2 separate regions of the Homo sapiens genome follow, and region 2 is linked to region 1. A link is an interaction called in ENCODE POLR2A ChIA-PET data of the cell type or tissue named here. Cell type or tissue: PC-9. All regions are shown on one strand.

Evidence for each region. ChIA-PET counts read pairs that join two places held together with the same protein. Peaks named below come from ENCODE experiments on the same cell type or tissue, not always from the same donor. Only the 100,000 strongest peaks of a DNase experiment are listed, where the experiment ranks them.
Region 2: POLR2A ChIA-PET joins it to region 1 with 9 read pairs; 2 of 35 experiments call an interaction of 5 or more read pairs at or near these places.

The regions. Positions count from the first base shown.
Region 1 is chr22:40,171,526-40,174,025 of GRCh38, forward strand. It overlaps a transcript of TNRC6B not described here. Among named protein-coding and RNA genes, the nearest start is that of TNRC6B, 5.1 kb to the right of the region's middle. In PC-9, no CTCF peak of the experiment used is centred here; no DNase peak of the experiment used is centred here.
Region 2 is chr22:41,843,225-41,845,724 of GRCh38, forward strand. All of the region lies in intron 1 of SREBF2 (sterol regulatory element binding transcription factor 2), which reads left to right. Among named protein-coding and RNA genes, the nearest start is that of SREBF2-AS1, 9.8 kb to the left of the region's middle. In PC-9, no CTCF peak of the experiment used is centred here; a DNase peak (open chromatin) is centred at 1,487; H3K4me3 peaks cover 995 bases; H3K27ac peaks cover 2,481 bases.

The DNA of each region.
Region 1 (2,500 bases):
TAATTTTTGTGGTCAAAATTTTTTGTTTGTATTTTGAACTTGTATTTTTTTTTAGATCCCAAACATTTTTCTAAGTCTCTGAAAAGCTTATGGACCCTAGGCATTCAGTGGAAAGCAACTAATGGATAAAATGGCGCTGTTTTCTTTTCCTGCTGAAAACTCTTTTGTGACTTTCCACTATTCCAAAAGTGAAATATTTACTGTGGACTGAAGAACTTAGTATGATCTAGCTCTTCCTACCTCTTGAGATTCATTTCATGCCTCTATCCCCTGCTCCCAGGTCCTAGCCTCCTGATCATTTCTCTTGTTTATTGACCACTCAAACATTTGCTTTTCTTTCTCTTTTCTTTTTTTTGATGGAGTACCTCTCTGTTGCCCAGGCTGGAGTGCAGTAGCACCATTTCAGCTCACTGCAGCCTCCGCCTCCTGGGTTCAGGTGATTCTCGCACCTCAGCCTTCCAAGTAGCTGGGATTACAGGCACACCACCATGCCCAGCTAATTTTTTTTTAATTTTTATTTTTTTGGTATTTTTAGTAGAGATGGGGGTTTCACCATGTTGGCCAGGCTGGCCTCGAACTCCTGACCTCAAGAGATCCGCCTGCCTTAGCCTCCCAAAGTTCTGGGATTACAGGCATGAGCCACCATGCCCGGCCTAAACATCTGCTTTTCAACTCAGCTTAAATGTTGCTCCTGAGAAAAGCCTTCCCTGTGCACCTTATCTAAAGTGAGCCTCTCTCAGTTATTCTATATCCTGTCAAACTGCTTATTCCCTTCTCAGTGAGTTCCTTCTCCTATGAGGATGTCAGCTCCATATAGACGAGAACCTTCTGCTTCACTGCTGCATCCCTAGCACTTAGCACAGAGTCTGATAGGGAAAGTACTTAGTACATATTTATTGAACAAATGAAGATTAATGTTAGTAGCTAGTTTAACTGTCCCTGTATCGTTGTAATTTAACCATCCTTGTATTGTTGGTGTAGTGTTGTTGGTGTAAAGCCTATGTGGTCATAATGAATTATTCTCTTAAAACTACTCAGTTCTGTCTGATAATATTTTACTTAGTATTTTTGCATCTGTCTTCACAAGTGAACATTAGTTTAGTTTTATTTTTTGTACCATCTTAGTCTAAATTCATATCAAGAATATGTTATCCTCATGGAAGAAAGTAGGAAGCTTTTCCTTTTATCCTTACACCTCCTGGAACAGTAAGGATAACGTGGAAATTATCTGTTCAATAAGAGTTAGATAGCATTCACCTAGAAAATTGGGCTTGCTGTTGTCTTAGTGGCTCATTCTTTGAAGATCTTAGAGATTTCTGCTCTGGGTTGTTGTTCCCCTAATTTTTCTTGAGTTGATTTTGGTAACTTCTGTTTTCTTTGACTATCATCCATCTTATTTAATCTTCAAGTTTATTTATGTAAAGTTACATATAATTCTAGCATGAGTTAAAAGATTTTCTCTAAATCTGCAGTTATGATATCCTCTTTCTCAGCCCTAATGTTTGTGACTTCTCTCTTTCAATTGATCAGATTTTTGACAGAATTATCTACATTTATTTAGTGTTTTAAAACAAAATATAGTTTTTGGTTTTGTTTTTTGGTTTTTTTTTGAGATGGAGTCTCGCTCTACTGGTGATCTCCGCTCACTGCAACCTCCACCTCGCGGATTCAAGCAATTCTCCTGCCTCAGGTTCCCGAGTAGCTGGGACTACAGGTGCGTGCCACCACGCCCGGCTAATTTTTGTATTTGTAGTAGAGACGGGGTTTCACCATGTTGACCAGGATGGTCTTGATCACTTGACCTCGTGATCCACCCTCGGCCTCCCAAAGTACTGGAATTACAGGTGTGAGCCATCACGCCTGGCCTAGTTTTTGTTTTTATTAATTCAGTTTACTCTTTTTTTTTTTTTTTGGCTGTTACTTTATATCTGTGCCAAAAACAACAAAACAGATATATATATAATCTGTCACCAAGGCTGGAGTACAGTGGCGTGATCTCAGCTCAGCCTCCGGAGTAGCTAGGACCACAGGCATACCCCACCAAGCCTGGCTGACTTTTTTTATTTTTTTGTAGAGGCGAGATCTCACTATGTTTGTTGCCCAGTCTCAAACTCTTGGGCTCAAGTAAACCTCTAACTTTGGCCTCCCAAAGTGCTGGGATTACAGGCATGAGTCAACACCATGGCCAGCCTTGCTTTTATATTTATTCATTTTTGGGGTTTATTAACTCTTTTTCTAGATTTTTGAACATATATATATATATATATATTTTTTTTTTTTTTTTTTTTTTTTTTTTGAGACAGAATCTCATTCTGTTGTCCAGGCTGGGGTGCAGTGGCATGATCTTAGCTCACTGCAACCACCATCTCCCAGGTTCAAGTAATTGTCCTGCCTTAGCCTCCCAAGTAGCTGGGATTACCAGCAGGTACCACCATGCCCAGCTAAATTTTGTATTTTGAGTTGGGTTTTCACCATGTTGGCCAGGCTGGTCTTGAACTCC
Region 2 (2,500 bases), 1.7 Mb after region 1:
TGTTCTTTATTAGTTATTGACTGTTTCCGTAGTCACCTCTACTTTTTGATCGTTCACCAGGTTTTGAAATCACTGTGTAGGCAGCACCCACTATGCAGTTCAAAACTTTATGTAGGCCTGTTTTGTACTGGGCTCCAGGTTCAGTGCTGGCAAATAAACAAGTTCCTTGTTCTCACAGAATGTGTATGGCCTTGGGTGCCAGGCACCGTTCCATGCCTTAACCTACATTCGTCTCATAATACGTTTTTGCATGCAATCTTTTCTTCAATTCTGTGGTATGCTGCAGGTGAAGAAACTGAGGCATAGATCACGTAGCTTGTAAGTGATGGAACAGTGGCCTAAATCCAACATGTGCAACTTTAGAACCCATGTATTTTTCCTCTGTCCCATGCCCTGTCTGATGTAAGCAGGCTTCTAAGTTGCAAATACCAGGTGGTGTGGTGTGCTTTGAAGCTATTTATTCAACATGTGTTTATCAAGAAGTGTCTGTCCAGGCGCAGTAGCTCATACCTGTAATCCTAGCACTTTGGGAGGCCAAGATGAGAGGATCCCTTGAGCCCAGGAGTTTGAGACTAGCCTGGGCAACATACCTGGACAACATAGTGAGACCCCATTTCTGTAAAAAAAAAAAAAATACAAAAATTAGCCAGGCTTGGTGGCACCAGCCTGTAGTCCCAACTACTTGGGAGGCTGAGGTGGGAGGATCACTTGAGCCTAAGAGGCTGAAGATACAGTGAGTCAAGATCACACCACTGCACTTCAGCCTCGTCAACAGAGCGAGACCCTGTCTCAAAAAAAAAAAAATACATACACACACACACACACACACACACACACACACGTATATGTATATATATTTTTTAAATTAAGAAAAAATGTCTGCTCTATGCTGGACACTTAAAGTGACTTCCCCTGGGTCCTAGGGTACTTTCTGAGCCTTAATTTCCTCTGTAAGGTGGGGGTTGGGTACCTTAGCTCACTTAGTTCTTGCAGCACCTATGATGTAGCTAAGGTACAAAAAAGGAAGAGGACAGGACCTAACCTCTTTTGGCTCTATTTAAAAATGAATGAGGAACTGAATGAACTTCAGTTTGCACATTGATGTAGGACTAGGGGACCTGTTTTTAGAATATGTTTGGAAATGTTTATTTTTTCCTTTTGAAATGGCTTTTGTAGGTGTGGTAGTGGGACACAGAGGAGCAGTCACAGAGTGTGGTGCAAGTGACCACAAAATTAAGGGTTAAACTTTGTTGACATGATGGAATTTTTTAGAGTAGCAGAATCCCAGAGCCTGTGCCTTAAGGTAAGGCTCCCTGGGGAACTTTGTTTAGAAATGAATCCTAAACTATCGAAGGGCTTGCAAACTAGAAAATTTCTGCATATCTCAGGCCTTGAGAATTGCTAATGGATATGTATCTAAATGTCCCTTACAAGCTTGCTCCTCCACGTGGCCCTGTGGAACAGGTCTGTTGGGTTCAGGATCTAGTTTGGAACAGTGATGAAATTTCGAGCTGCTGAACCAGATATGGAACTGCTTTGCTAACCTGGTGTCTGCCCAGCTTAAGCCCCCTCCATCCCACAGCTGTGAAAGGAAATCATGCTTCTTCCCAAGTGCTAACATTCCTGTGAGGCCTTACACTTTACCCAAGTCCTCCTGATACATTTGTCTTCCTAATAAGTGCTATAAAATTGAGGCTTGATTTCCACCCCCACCCCCCACCCCCACAAGAGTCCTGCTCTGTCGCCCAGGCTAGGGTGCAGTGGCACGATCTCTGCTCACTGCGACCTCTGCCTCCTGGGTTCAAGCAATTCTCCTGTCTCCTGTAATCCCGAGTAGCTGGGATTACAGGTGTGTGCCACTATGCCAGGCTAATTTTTGTATTTTTAGTAAAGATGAGGTTTCAACATGTTGGCCATGCTGGTCTTGAACTCCTTACCTCGTGATCCACCTGCCTTGGCCTCCCAAAGTGCTGCGATTACAGGTGTGAGCCACTGCGCCTGCCCATGGCTTGATTTTTATGCCCATTTTCCATGGACATAGATGAAGGCACTGAGACAGAGAAATTAGATGATTTGCCAATGCTTCCTATGCTGATGACGGGGAATGAACTTGGATTTTCTGATGTGGGATTCCATATTCTTCGCTGTCCTATGAAAATGAGGTGGGAGATGCCTTGATTCAGGAAGCCTGTCTGTCTAGGAGCCCCTTCTCTGGTCAAAAGTTGTTTTTAAAAAATCCTTGCTGCATTTCAACGTGAATGAGTATCCACTGTATTCATAGCACAGTGCTAGAAGCTGTTAGAGTTGAATGAAATGGCCTCTGCTTTCAGGGAGCTAACATGTAAACATCCAGTCATAATACATGGGAAAATACAACAGAGGCTATAACAGAGGAACAACTCTAAATCTTTGGAGGACTGAGGAAGGGAATTAGAAAAATCTTCACAAGGACTTTGGCATTTGGGCTGAATTGTGAAGGGTGAGTAAATAGGATTTTAGA